2 separate regions of the Homo sapiens genome follow, and region 1 is linked to region 2. The links are chromatin loops, found by intact Hi-C in ENCODE. Cell type or tissue: mammary epithelial cell. All regions are shown on one strand. Each heading gives the region's core, and the rest is flanking DNA. Links, peaks and the distances in the headings are about the cores only.

Region 1 (8,347 bases), core at 151-8,150, 520 kb after region 2:
GAGCTCCTTTGAGAAAGGTGCTACATCAATACCATGTATTATTATTTATTATCAGCCTGAGAGAAAAGCACGGGCAGGAGATGCCTTTTGTTCCCTTCCCTGGATACAACAGTGCTGTGGCTTACATAGATTTCAGTTGTGGGGATGTTCCAGCACTTGCAGTCTTTGACTGGAAAAATGCAGGCTGCTAGGGAACACTCCAGGGAGAGAGGATCAGTTTAGTGCTACAGATGAAGAAGGACAGACTCTGAGGTTGTGCAGGCCAATCACACTCTTTCTTTAATAAGCAGAAGCTGTTTCTCCTGTTGGGAAATTTAATTCCCAGAGTGTGTGTGGGATGGGGGAGGAGATGCATTTTGCATTTCTGGAGATTCCGAAGCACTCTTTGAAAAGAAAAAAATCAAAGTGCTCAATACAGTATCCTGTGAGCTGGGTTCTGTTGCTTCCCGCCCATTCTATTTGTAAAATGAATACCCTCCTTGAGTTGAGCAGCTTGAGCTCACACAGTCTCCTCAGTGCCTTAAAATAAAAATAAACCTCATCCTTCTTGGCTGCAACAAAATTCAAGTCAATTTTAAAGTTCCAGCTCAGATGTCATTATTTCCTCTTTAAACTTTAAAAAATAGTTGTTATGGATTGAGTTTCGTTCTCCCGTAATTCATATGTTGAAGTCCTAACCCCTAGTACCACAGAGAGGAGCTGTATTTGGAGGAAGGGGTTTCAAAGAGGTAATTAAGGTTAAATGAGGTCCTTGAGGGTGGACCCTAATTCAATGTGGCTGAGGTTCTTAGGAGAAGAGGAGATTAGATCCCAAACACACAGAGGGAAGATCATATGAAGACAGAGAAGACAGCCATCTGCAAGCCAAGCAGAGATCTCAGAAGAAATCAGTCCTAATGACACATAGCTCTCAAACTTCTAGTTTCTAGAATTGTGAGAAAATAAAATTCCGTTGTTTAAAGCCACCCAGCCTGTGGTACCTTGTTGCAGCAGCCCTAGCAAACTAATACAATAACCAAAAAGTAATCAGTAAAAAACATCGTGTACTCTAAATTTTGCCACTCAAAGTGTGATCCCCAGGCCAACAGTTTTGGTGCCACCTTGGACCTGGAAAGCACCTTTGGAATGATCTGCCTTTTAACAAGCTCCGCAGGTGATCTGTGTGCATATAAAGGGCTTTCATTTTGTTTTTTTTGTTTTGTTTTTTATGGATTTTTTTGAGACAGAGTTTTGCTCTGACACCCCTGCTAGAGTGCAGTGGCATAATCTCGGCTCACTACAACCTCTGCTTCCTGGGCTCAAGCCATCCTCCCAACTCAGCCTCTCGAGTAGCTAGGACTACAGGCGCTTGTCACCATCCCTGGCTAATTATTGTATTTTTAGTAGAGAAGGGGTTTTGCCATGTTGCCCAGGCTGGTCCTGAACTCCTGGCTCAAGCGACCCACCTGTCTTGGCTTCCCAAAGTGCTAGGATTACAGGCATGAGCCACCATACCCGACCCATATAAAGGTTTGAGGAGTGCTCTCTTTGAATTATTCAGCTTGCCTTAATGGGTAACAAACCACTCCAAAACCAAGTGTTTAAATCAGCAACAATGTGTTATTTCTCAAGATTCTGTGAGTTGGCTAGGTGGTCACTCTTCCAATTTCATTGGGGCTCTCTCATGTAGCTGCATTTGTGCAACCTTTGCTAAGCAACTTGATCTCACAAGACTTTAATAACATTTTTTGTTGTTGTTGTTATACATGTTGGTATGGCTACCTTATACTTAGGACTAATGGCACTAAATAGTGCCACTATTAACTGTATGTTGTTCAGGGAAGGGCAGGGCCAATGGATTGAATAGTATGGACTTGCTGGACCTGAATCCATGACCGCTGCTTTGCCACACCAGTGTCCTTGGTAGCCTTGAATTATGATACTGGTAGAGGCATTTAATAATTCCATTTATGGTGGGAATAAGAAATTTTATTTTTAAGTAAGTGCATTTTTTTAGAAAAGGAAGTCAGTGCAAAGACCATTACTAAGTAAATGATGTTCTAGGGTGTATGAGACTATAGCAAAAAGCATGAAGCTAGTATGTAAACTATCAAAGTTTGCAAAACACTCTCTTAGTTCACAATTTGCAAATTTTGTAAAAGGTCAAAGGCCCTCCTACTACTTTCAGTATATGTGGGGGTCTTTGAGAAGATGATAGGAAAATAAAAAGATGTGAGGTCATTAAGATATTTCTTCTTCCTTCAACCTCAGAACAGAATGGAGGTGAGAAAGTACCTCCCTATTTCCCTTCTTAACTGTGTTGCTTTTCAACCATGATTATTATGGTAATATCAGCACCTGATATTTATGTGGGATCTTATGGTTTGAAAAACTCTCACACATGCTTGATGTCATTTGATCTGTAAAGTATTTTATCTGTATGGCATTTTATCCTATATAGAAAGTAAGCAGAGTGATCGCTTGTCTTTGAAGCGAAGGAAGGTCTGGGTATTGTTGGAATCATTCTCTCAGTAGGGGCAGAGCTTCCCCTATATGCATAGTTTTCTATAAAGCTGATCCTATTTGTTGGAGGCCAACAGTGCCTTTGGTTTTCTGGGAATCACTGGATAAATCACAGTCAACATTAACCACATGTTTTCCAGGGAAGGGCAGGGCCAATGGATTGAATAGTATGGAGGGCTGGCTGGACCTGAATCCAAGACCAATGCTTTGCCAAATCAGCATCCTTGGTAACCTTGCATCATGATACTGGTAGAGCCATTTAATAATTGGCAATATTGGCACAAAGTAGTGTGCCATGTAAAGCACTCCTGTTCTTCAATTTCTACTTCAAATTGTCATTTCTTCCTCAGGTCCTTTGATGTGGAATTTCTTTCCCCCTTTACTTGCAATTCATAGAAATTTTAAGGTTTTTCTATTCTATTCGTGTTAAATGACTTTGTTTGGAGTTATGTTTGTAATGACTTCCAGTGCAAAAAGTGATTCCTTAAGAGCAGAAACAAAGTCTTACCAATGTTTGTAGTGACCACAGCCTCCAGTACCATGCTTTGTACATAGCAGGTGCTGAAGGAAGCTTACGGGCTTGAGATTAAAACATAAGACACAAAGTATTACCAAAAAGAGAAAAGATTCTAATAGTATGTTATTTTGCATCAATATTCTTTTGAGACTTTTATATTTTGTAAATTGTAGCCTAGGTATAAATTTTTCATGGTCCAGTTCACCTTTTTAAGAAACTTTCTGTCATCCTTTCTAGATGTGAGAATTTAGGTTCATTTAGGAGCTATGGCAGAATAAAATGCTGCTATCCTGGGATCTGCGAGCAGACTTTTATCTTTAATTTTAAAATATGTAATCCCTATTTCTCCACTGAATTTTGAAAATTACAGGCACACATTTTGTGAAACATTCCTGTTTTTCTTTAGTTGTGTGTACATTAATTAATGGTTATTTATACACATGTTAAAAATGTCTCAGATAATGTCACTTGAATAAGACTTTGTATAGGTAGAACTAATACAGCAATTTAATAATTTACATCAGCATTAAGATTGGCTTAGCATTCAAAATAAAAGCTATTTAAGCAGGCAAAGAATTTAGCAGTAGCTTTGTATGTTTTTATGTAACCTATAATTAAAATTATTAATGGTAGAAATCTTTCAGTAACTCTACAGAATAACAGCTTGAATTCTCATGAACACTTGGTTACTGTCTCTAATATTGAGGATTGTACTGGCTCATTTCATCCCAGGTCCTAAATTTACTAAGGGATAGTGTCAAACCATTATTTAAAGGCTACACAGTTTTCTGATCATGTGCTAACCCCTGAGCATATTTTGTTTATTTGTGTAATTACTCCTCTTAGCTGTGAGAATTTGGAAGTGCAAGTACAGGAACAATATCTGCATACCATATTGTATTTGTTTCATATTTTCATTTAAAAAACCCACACACATTCTGCAGTAAGATGATGACAAGCTAGAAGTAGTCCCTAATATAACCTTTCCCAGCTTCTCATGAAAATACTCGCAAACAGCTCAACATCTTTTAGAAAACAGAGGCTCTTGGAAAGTTCCAAAATGTCTCATGGGGGATTGAAATATACAGACAGGAAGAGCTACTGAAGAAAATAACCATTGATTGATGCTTCAAAAAGCAAGGGAAATAAGGTCAAAATGTATATATTGTAAAATTAAAAGTATGTTAAAGGGAATGAAAAGGTTTGAATGCTCCTGAAAATTAAAGTTAATACTAAACCGTATGGCAGAGTCTGAGGTGTGAAGGGGTTTGCCATCTGTGATTTGGAGGCACTGGTTTGAAGAACCCAGTTGTAGCCTACACATGCATTTGAACCTGAACAGCATGGCTGGCTGGCACGCAGGATGGAGGACGTGTTGACTCATCAGTCAGCCTCTTGGATGAAAGAGTAGGGGCAGGTAACTGGACAGCTATCACCTACGTTTAGGACACATCTTTTGCATTGGCCAAAACAGAAACAGCCTTTATTTTGTGTATACTGTTACTTACAGACTCCAATCATCCTGAGTTGGGTGGTAAACAGATGCATACTGAAATTCTAGACCATATTTTGTTATAAGGTAAAGATCAAGCCCAGACACACACACACACACACACACACACACACACACCACATCCATATTTATATATGGTTGTGCACATGTGCCCTTGGTAACATTTTGGAGAATTTGGAAACTATAATTTGTAAGGTTATATAGGCCAAATTTTCTCACCAAAATAAATGAGAAATTCTATTTTTAAAAATCTAGATAGAAATGTTCAGGCCCTTAAAAGCTAAAAAATACCGTCCTAAAACCTGGTTAACAGAAACCAACCATGCAGTTGTAGATTAATTTAAACATACAAATATGAGAATATTATACATCAAAATGTATGGCATATTTAAAGATATGCTAAGAAATATATTAACTATTAAAAGATAGAAAATGTAAGTCATTTAATCATTAAATTCAATACTTAGAAGAAAGCAAAGAAAACCCCAGAAAGTAAGAAGATAAAAATGATAAAACTGAGATAGGAGCAATACAAGGTGGTCGCAGGAGAATGGAAAATTCCTGAAGGCCGTTTCACATGACTGGCAAAAGGGAACTGTTGAAATAGCTGCAGAAGCTAGTTGCTGATAAGACCTGAAAAACCAGGGCATGGGCCAAATTTGCTAAGACTGACTGGACCCAACATGGCACTGGATTTGACTTAGGTTCACCTAGGGCCTCATTAGATGCTCACGAACATACTAAATCACACACACACCAGTGTCATGACAGTTCTGGGAACACACATATTTGATGCAAAAATGGGCGGCATCACAGTTCCAAGAAACCTCCACCTATTTCCAGGAATTTTTATGAATATTCTACCCCTTGGTTAAAGAAACCCATAAAGGTAGCGGCCCCAAACCCCCTTGTGTGACTCTCTTGAGTACACTCATACTCCCCTTTCTTGAATGTGTACTTTTCATTCTACAATAAATTTCCACACTTTCACCATTTTCCAACTTGTCCTTGAATTTCTCCTTGCAAGATAGTGTCAACAGCCTGGACACTGGCCAGGGTCAGAGGTCCCACCAACGTTTGGAGACCTCCCTTAGCCCACCAGCATCAAAACTAACTGCAGAAATTAGTGAGTTAGAAAGCAAAATGTGTGATTACAAAGTAAATCTGGCTGGGCGCGGTGGCTGACGCCTGTAATCCCAGCACTTTGGGACGCCGAGGTGGGCAGATCACGAGGTCAGGAGTTCGAGACCAGCCTGGCCAACATGGTGAAACCCCGTCTCTACTAAATACACAAGAAATTAGCTGAACGTGGTGGAGTGCGCCTGTAATCCCAGCTGCTGGGAGGCTAGGGCAGGAGAACCGCTTGAACCTGGGAGGCAGAGGCTGCAGTGTGCCAAGATCGTGCCATTGCACTCCAGCCTGGGCGACAAGGTGAGACACCATCTCAAAAAAAAAAAAAAAAAAAAGTGAATCTAAGAACTGCTTAATTTTCATGAAATTCGGCAAGATAAATGTTTAGCAAAGCTAATTAATTAGATAAAATACATAAAATTAGAAATAAAAGTTATAAAAACTGCTTACATGAGCATATTACGTACAATTTTATATTAATAATTTTAGTCTAAATGAAATACATGATTATTTGTGGGGGGGGGGACTATATATGCTCAAAATCGACCTAACAATTGAAAATCTGCAAGATAATTTTTTAAATCTAAAAAAGCTTTCCCAAGGTATTTGTACAATCAACAATTTTAAAATTATCTGCAAAATTTACTGAGAAAAAAAGTTACAAAGCAAAAGTGACATGCGCTTGGGTAGACACCAGCACGGCTTCACTAATCTCTGAAGCAAGGTGGACATGGTCCTCTGTCAACTGTCAGCCAAGGTCCTTAGGAGACTTTGATAAGCAGAGCCCCCTACTGACCCACGCTGAACGTATAACATGAATGAGAAATAAACTTTTGTTTTGTTAGGTCACTGACATCTTGAAGTTATTTATTACTACCTATTTTGTCTGATACTGACACTGATATAAAAATATATTCAACAATGTAGAATAAATAACCAGAAAACAGCCCGATTATCTAAAACAATATAATATGCAATAAAGAGGGGCTGGGTGCCGTGGCTTACACTTGTAATCCTAGCACTTTGGGAAGCCAAGCCGGAAGGATCACATGAGCCTAGGAAGTTGAGACCAGCCTGGGTAACACAACGAGACCCCATCTCTACTAAAAATAAAAAACATTAGCTGGGCCTGGGCATTGTGGCACATGCCTGTAGTCCTGTTTACTTGGGAGGTTGAGGTAGGAGGATCTGTTAAGCACAGTAGGTCAAGGCTGCAGTGACCCATGATTGTGCCATTGCACTCTAGTCTGGGAGACAGAGAAAGACCCTGTCTCAAGAAACATACAACAATCGAACAAAAGTAAATAAATAAATGAGGCATCACAGATAAGTGGGAAGGCACAGAGATAACTAGTTATATGGAAAAATAGAGATTTTGATTCTTACGTTATACCATAGAAGAAAAGAAAAAGTCAAGACATAAAAGTAAAAGGCATCATGAGGGTGAATACTGAAACTCTGAAGAGGGCTGTAGGCTTTTGAGGGGATTTAAAAACATTTGGAACTGGAAAAAAAGCTAACTCCAAAGAAAGACTCATAAAATTTAAACTAATAAATGTTAAATTAAATATTAAGAAACTAAAACCTAGTCTGCTGCCACTCAAGTCTTAAATACAGTAATTATATGAGTTCCAATCACAAAGATAAAATCAAGTAATGTCTTCTTAGCAAAACTCATAATTTAGCTTATAAGATCTTATAATCAACATTGAATTCATCTTGGAGAATCCCAAAGCATCATTGGCCAGACTTAGAGCTTGGGTTTTCAACTTGGCTTTTCTGCTTGTCAGAGATGTGAGCTCTGATAGTCACGTAACCTCTTGAAGACAGCTTCTCTTTCTGTGAAGGCATTGAGTCAGGTGATCTTAAAGTCTCTTCCAATTGTCAAATACTGTGATAATATAATTATCTATAGCAATCAAAATATTTTAAAATATTGTTAAAAGGAGATATAAAATAACACAAAACAGATTGGCTTAAAAGAGAAAGCATATATTTATAAAAGCATAGCCTTTCGGCCAGAACCACCATCTTCCAGTAAATCGCCAAAATGATAAACAAAAGGGAAAGAGGAGAGGCACCCAATATATGTTCTCTAGACCATTTAGAAAACATGGAGTTGTTTCTTTGGCCATGTACATATGAATCTATAAGAAAAGTGATACTGTAGACATCAAGGGAATGGGTACTGTTCAAAAAGGAATGCCCATAGGTGTTGCCATGGAAAACTGGGAGAGTCTACAATGTTACCCAGCATGCTGTTGGCATTGTTGTAAACAAACAGGTTAAGGGCAAGATTCTTGCCAATAGAATTAATGTGCGTATTGAGCACACAAAGCACTCTAAGAGCTGAGATAGTTTCCTGAAGCACGTGAAGGAAAATTATCAGAAAAAGGAAGAAGCCAAAGAGAAAAGTACCTGTGTTCAACTGAAGCCCCAGCCTGCTCCATCCAGAGAAGTGCACTTTGTGAGAACCCATGGGGAGGAGCCTGAGCTGCTGGAACCTCTTCTCTATGAATTCATGGCATAATAGGTGTTAAAAAAAAAAAAAGACCTGTGGACTGTAAAAAACAAACAAACAAACAAAAAAAAACATGTATTAAACAAGTTAGTCTTATTTTCCGCTTGGAATTCGACAATTTGATGCATGTGTATACTTAGATAAGATACAAAGAAGACATGTG
Region 2 (8,347 bases), core at 200-8,199:
AAATTAAGTGATTCTATACCCAATGTACAGAGATGTGAATTCATCCTTATAGGCCCACTTTTATAACCATACGTTAAGATAGTGCCATAACCATTATACACATGCAAACACACACACACAGACATACGCACACACACACACACCCCCAACACATGAAATACATGGATACAGAAAGAGAAATGAGAACGTTTTAAGTATTTCAAGTGAAAGTAATTAAGAATAAATAAAATCTACATGTTGAAGTTGTTCCCATGATTCATATCTAGCTATCTATGGTGCATATTGTTTTGTAGAATTAAGCCTGAGTATTTTATAATTTGTGGAGATTGATTATTCTGCACTTAAAAAGTAGAAGCCCATTGTTAAAAAGTACTCTATGTACATAAGCAGCAATTCTATTTACAAAGAATTGCCCTAATGTGTCTATTTGCATATCATTTGCATATTTGTCTCCATACCTGTCAATCAGCTCCAGCAATGAGCAAATCAGGTAGCCCATAGGGGAACCTGGGCCCAAAGAAAAAAAAAATCCAAGGTGATCTAAGGTGGATGAAACACTTATGCATTTATTTTTTAAGGCAATATTCTTGAAAAAAACATATGGTATAAAAACAGGTAATTTGGATGTCTTAACAAATATAGCTTTTCATCTTTGAATAATTTTATTTTTCATACACTTGAGGGATATTGTTTAATTTTAGTCCTTTTTGTATTTTCTTCAAATTATCAGGCTAGGCTAAAGTACTTCCAACTACTAAATAATACTCAGTGGCAAATTTACTCTAAATTTACTTTTTAATTTTTAATTTGCTTGGCATGTATTATTTCTGGGAATATTCTTACATATGTGAAAGCAGCAAATATTTAAAGTTTAGAAAAATTTTAAAATTCAAGATTGCTAAAAGATACTTAGAAATACCAAAGTTATAGTTATGAATTTCAACACTAGATTCATGGATTTGGTCATAAGCAAAAGGCAAACTGATATTTCAAGAACAAAACCTCCAGGATGTTGAGTAACACTCTCCCTTTCAGGTAGAATTTCTGTGGTTTTCTCCTGGTGCTTATATTTCAGCTTGCAAGATAAACCCTCTGTGAATGATGACACAAGGAAAATCCTGCTTGCTTAATAATGAAGCTTCCAGAACTGATGTTTCTTTGGGGGGTAATATCCAGTTATTGTGTCTGCAGAATCCTGGGACGGGGAAGATGCTTAGTAATCGTTATCATGATGATCACTCTGTATGGTTGCTGAAAGAGAGGGGCCTACATTAGACCTCCTACGCAGCACAGCAGTACTAGCTGGCAAAAAGTATTTTCCAATGGGTAAAATATTTGATTTAGTTTATGCATGGCGTTATGAAGCTAACTTTTGCACATGGTGCACAATGCAATTAATATTTTGACCCTAATCATGAAAAAATGGGAAGTTGGCACCAAATTCACTTTCTAAGTTAATTGTAAAGTTGGGGCCTTGGGATCCTTCTTGGAAAGTGTGGTCCCTGCCAGGCGCTTTCCTTTGCATTAAATCTGTGACTGCACTAACATTCATTAAAAGGGGGGAAATAACCCAATCAACAAGTTTGCTTAAACGGACGACCTTTCTTTGTTAAAACTTGTACACAAAAGAGATGTTGTATGGGAAGTAAGGACTAAGAAAAAAACATTGTAGCAATTTGCTGAACATGGAGACTTATTGAGGATGCAGTCCTGAATAATACACACTAGCTTTGCTCTTCCTCTTTAGTCTGTGTGGAGAAGCTATGAATCATTCATGGTCTCCCAGCTGAGAAGGGCTTCAAAGGGGATGGTTCTGATTGGATGTCCTGTGTGAATTGCCATGCTGCAGAATCTGCTACACCCCTAGCACTGGAGGGTGGAGGAAGCACTTTCATCTGGGCCTCCAAAGTGTTTAGGGTCACAGTTCACCAGGAGATAACGATGTAGATGTACATTCAGAATTAGCTGCAGAGATACCTGTGTAGTGCGGTGTGGAAAAGTGAGCCAGTTAGATCCCCAGTGGATGCTGTGAATCAATTACTGTATTCTGAATACAAGGTTGGCTGCAGGGGATAAACAGATGTCAGAGAATTTTTCCCTAATAAGACCCTGGTAATAGAAAAGCACTGTCAGCTTCATTTTGCATTAAAAATCTCATTTCCTCTTTATATGACCAATTTTATTAGGTCCCTAAACAAAGATATTTTGTGTAACTGTTAGCAGCATAATGTGAATGGTGTCACTAAATTTCATATTTTCAGGTTTAGTCACAAAAATCAAGAGGGAAAATATGAGTCTATCTAAAGTCCCAACTTGAGGAGGTCTAATCAAAAGGGCTCTATGTGAGTCTGTTCACATGCTGATTGGTAATGCTTGATTTTCATTTTAAATCAGAAATATCAAAATTCTTAAAGAATATAATCCTCAGAGTGTAAATTAAAGCTAAATTTTAAATTTCTCTGCACTTTTTCATTTTCTTTCATGGGTGACACTTCCATAAAATTGCCCTAACTAAAGCTCAAACACCATTTATCTTTTCTGGGTAATTTCTTTTTTGAAGCCTTATGCTGGGAGATACCTCTGACATGCTAAATTTCCTAACCCAAACATCAATCTTTTAAAAAAGGAAATTGACACTCGAATCCTTCCCTCTATACCCTTTGGAGGCCCAAATTGAAGTAGAAACATCATTTTGAGCTTTCTGCTAATATCCAATTAACCTCTCCCTTCATCTGCAACTCTCCTAAAAGAGAGAGAATCTCCTTCAGGCTGTCAAGTAGTATATTTTCTGCATACAGCTCCAAGTGGAGAAGGCAGAAGCAGAGAAGGTGATGTGAGTTCACTTTACAGTGTCTCCTATTGATTTGCTGAGAAAATATAATTTTAAGATTCACTAGACTCCGATCCTCCAAATGTAAAAACCTTTGTTTCAAACATCTAAAAGTGAAGACAGGTCAAGGAAGAGCTATTTCTTTATGATCAGAAGAAGACAAAAATAACGAAACTTACATGGTGAAATTATTCAAATGACATAGACAAATAAATTCATATAAGTTGGAAATTTATAATGACAAAGTTAGAGCTCCAGGGATGAAAAGACGTTAAAATTCCCAAACATGCACGCGCACACACACACACGCACGCACACACACATACACACGCACACACACACAAACACATTAATGCATACATATATGTGTTTATAAATAAAATTGTAAAGCTTAAATATGTTGACTGATCTGATGTTATTAATTTTGTTATTGTCTATTTATGTGTGACTATTATGCATTCTCTGGAGCTATACTAATTGTGTTGGCAGAACTCTACAGATCATGGGGCTAAAGTCGAAAGGAATGCTACTTTTGCAATACACAGTTGGTCAGCTCATTCCCCAAAAGAAATTTTAGTATATAACAGACTTTGACAAAGCTGCAGCAGGTGGCGCTCTTCCCCTGGCATGGGTGCTGGCTGGAGCAATTCCCTCCGGGTGGGTTCCCCTGTTGGATGTACTAAATTAGGGTGATGCGTTAGGGCAAAAAACAAACAAACAAACAAAAACCTTGAGATTGTAATTGTTCAAGAATGATGTCCTGTCAGTATCACAATCTGCATAATCCAATTCCTCTTTCCAGTATTCTTTTTTCAATTTCATTTTAATTTGGCATTCCTCATTTATTAGACTAAATTTTGGGTAACAAGTTGCTGGTACACTTGAGTACCTCCTATGTTTCTATCCAGAAGTGGATACATTTCTATCATTCCTTCAATCACTTTTGCACAGATACCATTCCAGAGGGTTTCTTTCAAACAAAATGAATGGCATTATTTATTGACCATAGGTGCATGCCAATTAATAATAGATAGATTAAGCAAGGTGAAAAGTAAATCTTCAAGACTATTGACAGATTGAGTATTAAGTAAAGCATTCCTGGAAGATGAGAATTTAAGTGGCATTAGTCCATAGGTAATAATATTTCTGTAGAGGTTTAAGTTAATTATTCATATTTATCACAATTCTAAAAAGCTGCTTTAAAAAGTGAACCCCAAATCAAAAGTATGTCCCCTTACTACAAACCCCATTATTCTGTTACTACAACACTCTCTGTTTATTGTTAAGAGATGAATATATGTACTTATCATGTTGAGGCATAAGGTTTTTATGGATAATTAATATCGTAGCTATTAAAAGAACTGATGATAAAAAATTAATAATAAATTAGCTAGCTACTTTGATTTTTATTTGAGGCCTCCTCATCTATTTTTTTATGTAAAGCACAGGTTGCCTTGCCATCTTGAAGAAAACCCCGAAGAATATGGAAAACAAGTTTTCTTATTCAATTTCCAAAGTAGAAAATAGGAAAACTAGTCACTGAGACAGAATGAACTTCGATACAAATATTAAAGTAGGAGTTCACAAGGGCAAAGTAGCAATTTTTCAGTTTGGAGACTGAAGGTCTATGAAAGAGTGTGCCTACAAACAAGAGCTCTGATTTGACTTTGTTTGCTTTCTCCATGTCTGGGAAATAACTCTAATATAAATGGAATTTCTTGATTGTCCACGAATAGCATTAACAAAATTAATGTTTGATTTACTACTATTTATAGGTCACTAAAATCTCAATTGCACGTTAGATGAGGAAAGTTCAGATTTTATTTATTTGTCCTAGATAAGGGCCTACTAATTTTCCTCATTATTTCTTCCCACAAAACAGACATTTCCTATGGTAACATTTTTTGACTAGAAAATTTGAATATTTTCATGGATAGTTAAATTCAAGGTGTTGAAAGTGTGGTAGGTTCTCTTAAGTGGTTTGAAAATAAAAGATGACATAGATGAACATACGTGATATTGAAATATACAGCCTAACCAAAGTTTTAAAAAATCTTTCAATCACTTATCTTGATGTGTTCGTCAGGCAGAGAGATCATGATCTGCATAGTACCTATTAAATAGAAAGGACCACGAGGTTTAAGTGTCCCAGAGCAGAGAGATCATGCCTCATTAATTCAGTGTAGCAACATCTTTAGCACACAGTTCATGCTTAATAAACAAATAAAGAATTGAGTCAAAACCACTTACATGAGGAATGGAGTTTATTTCTTAATGGTATTGATACATAACAGTTGTACACTTAGGAGGGATACAGGTGATATTTTGATACATGAAGACAATATGTATTGATGAAATCAAAAATAGAGATATCTATCACCTCAAAAATGTATCTTTTCTTTGTGTTGAGAACGTTACAATTCTTCTAGCTATTTTTAAATAAGATTCTTTAATTCTAATTAGATAGCAGTGTATGGTGAGCATTTAACAGTTTTGGGGGGAATGTTGTAAAAAGTCAAAGTTTTAATATTTTAGTCTAAAATAGGGAGAACGATAATTAAACAAATGAATGTTTTAATGATTTAAAGTTTGAAGAAAGATAATTAAATAAGTAAATGTGGTATGATGGTTAAGTGCCACCTAATCTGGTTATTGGTGTCAAGTATGGCCTCTCCGGGGTGATGGCATCTAATCTGAGCCTAGATCTGAGGATCTTGTAGAAGTCAGTGGATAACATGAGGGTTCATGGTGCAGGACAGTGATGGATGATCAGGCAGAAGGAAGAATATGTACCAGGAAGCACATAATTCAATGACTTGTCATTAAGTAAGGCCACTGGACAAAATTAAAAATGTCAGCTGATATTTTTCATAAATCTGAAGGTAATTATGAAGACACAGATGGGGAGAGAAAGAGCTTCTGAATTAAAACTATGATTGGATAAATAGAAATGATACAGAAATGGTCCATAATTTTACAGGAAGTTTGTTTTATATGTACTTTCAGTTATTCAGACATGATAATAGCCAGAAAACAAAAACAATTTGCCAGAATCAAATTATGGTATTTAAAAGGACACAACAAATGATAGTTTTATAGCATTAAATATCAATAAACAATAAACAATCTTCTCTAAAATGTGGAAGATAAAAAGTGCTACCACAACAACATGAAAATCATTGAAGATCAAATTATAGGTTTATAATGTTATGGTGGTATCCAATTTTCTTTATGGTCTTAACTTGTTCATGAATACCCAAGGAAATGTAAGTCATCTATTACGAATAGGAAGAAAAGCATTCTCTTGCTCCTCTGTTTTTCTTGTGTTCAAAGAGACAGCTAAGATGTCAAATTCATATAATTTGTATAATTCTTCTTTTATCATTATTGTAAATTTGGTAATAGAAAATAAACACAGAGATAATCCATACATTTTAAGGTTATTTGGCTGACAGTGGGGTCTCACACAATCTCTAGTGGGGGAATGATACAGTCACACATCTGTCATCTCAACATTGGCCCTCAGTTGCCCACTAACATGGATTTAGCTGTTCCTCAGTAGAGTTTTGTCAAAGGAAAGCTACAATCAACACTACTTAAATAAGAGGCCTACTGAAAGAATCTGGTGAGACTGTTAAAAGAGTAATATGACACAATTTTATATTGTTTGATTCTGTTCTATTTGTGGTATTAAGGAAATGGATGTCAATTTACTGTTCATTGGCAGGACCAGCTACATAATTTTGGGGGCTCAGGGCAAAATGTAAATCAAAGGTTGCTTATTCAAACATTCCTAAGACTCAAGACTGTAATAGCAGGGCAATAAGCCAAGAGTGGGGTTATATACGGCTGCATAGGCTTGTATGTGCAGGAAGCCTACCCTGATTCCTGGTATGGTACATCGGTACAAACCATACTTGGTTAATGATAATGAGATGTTGGCATAAACATTCACTCTGAGAAGGAAGCCCCTGAGAAGTCTACCCCTGAAAGAGCAGCATGCCACTGTTGGGACTTCCCCATTAGACTAAGAGGTCATCCATCAGTTTCTCTGTACTATAAGGAAGAAGATGGAGGCAAAGGTGAGTAGAGAGCACAAGATTAGGCAGCAGGTATCAAAGTAGGGTTTGTTTCTTTACATTAAAAGATAACTAGTAAACTGAATGAATATCAAGCAAAGAAAAATTCTGCCTTCAATATAATACGCTGATTTTTATAAAAAAGTATACTTTTGATTTTCCAAACATCCCTCTGCACACAACTCCATGTGTTAGAAGAGAATTATCAGCCATGAGTATAAAGTATACAATAAGAACAATTCCCAGTTGTCTGATTGCAAGCAAAAGATTTATTTGAAAAGAAGAATTGTCATTTCAACTTCATAAGCAATTTGGTTTCTCTATGTGCTTATTGATAGGTGCTATTTTCACAATTCAGCACTAATTATTAACTTGTATTTTCAGGAGGGTATGCATATAATTTTCACTATTCCCAAGGGATATTTGTAAATAACACTTTAGAGCAGAGGCTGAAAATGTGTTTAGCTCTCACTTCTAGTTGCATATTACCTCCCATTATAATCCTGTTGAGAAGTCATAAGTGTTAGCTGGTATTATACCTCCACACTCAAGGTACCCATATTTCAGAAAGAATAGAGGAGTTTTCTGTTAGAGGAGCATGGAATGAGAAGTTGGTCCCTGGATACTTTTTCATTTTAGTGGCATGCCATTAGCATCTTGAATATTTCAATGTATGCACAAGAAAGTTCATAAGGGGATAAAATAACAATAATAATGTCAGATTTACATAGAGTCTTATACTAAAAACTCTTAAACTGCTTCCAAAGCAGGATCAGATCAGATACTTATCTGAGCTCCTTTTCATTTTCTTTTTTTATTTTTGAAAAAATAGAAATACAAAATACTGGTAATTTACAGTTATATTGCTTTCTTTTGCACCGCAAGAATTCATTTTATTACTTAAGTGTAATTTTTCTAAAAAGAGATGAAAACATGCTTTTTTTTCTATTTGATCATCAGTAACTAGAACATTGTTTATTTGGAGTTTTTCTCTGTGTATAATTTAAGTTAATACTATAATTTTAAAATGCTGAATGTAGAATTTTTAATGTTCCTAACACTATTTTGAAACCAATAAAATTAATCTTTGCTATTGAATTAAATTCAGTAAACAATTATTGGAACTCATTATGACTAAAGTATATACCAGGTGTCTAAGGAATGCTAAAGTGAGCAAGGCGTGGTGACTGGCCTTCAAGACATTCATGATCCACCAGTATCATGGGGGTCATCCACAAGCCAGCTGTGGTAAGCCCTCCTGGAGAATTATAAGCACGATGTGATGAGAGAACAAACCAGGAAATTATGTCCTGGAAAAGGTAACATATAAGCCTTAAAGAATGATTAAGAATTAAAATGTTCTGCATGGCAGATAAAGAGATGAGCCTAAGAAAGTATGAAGGAAAGAGAATACCAATGAATTGGGAAATAATGATCA

Evidence for each region. Peaks named below come from ENCODE experiments on the same cell type or tissue, not always from the same donor. Only the 100,000 strongest peaks of a DNase experiment are listed, where the experiment ranks them.
Region 1: a loop joins it to region 2, with 17 times the contacts of the local background. A loop is called at or near these places in 5 of 110 quality-filtered maps.

Annotation. Positions count from the first base shown.
Region 1 is chr13:78,753,461-78,761,807 of GRCh38, forward strand. It overlaps LOC105370272 (a long non-coding RNA gene), which reads right to left. Exons shown (of 3, transcript XR_942107.2): 2 at 8,082-8,224; 3 at 7,315-7,572. It also overlaps the pseudogene RPL21P111. Among named protein-coding and RNA genes, the nearest start is that of LINC00331, 82 kb to the right of the region's middle. In mammary epithelial cell, for the core only: a CTCF peak has its summit at 3,887; no DNase peak of the experiment used is centred there.
Region 2 is chr13:78,238,060-78,246,406 of GRCh38, forward strand. All of the region lies in intron 2 of OBI1-AS1 (OBI1 antisense RNA 1), which reads left to right. Among named protein-coding and RNA genes, the nearest start is that of OBI1-AS1, 190 kb to the left of the region's middle. In mammary epithelial cell, for the core only: a CTCF peak has its summit at 3,448 (motif pointing right); no DNase peak of the experiment used is centred there.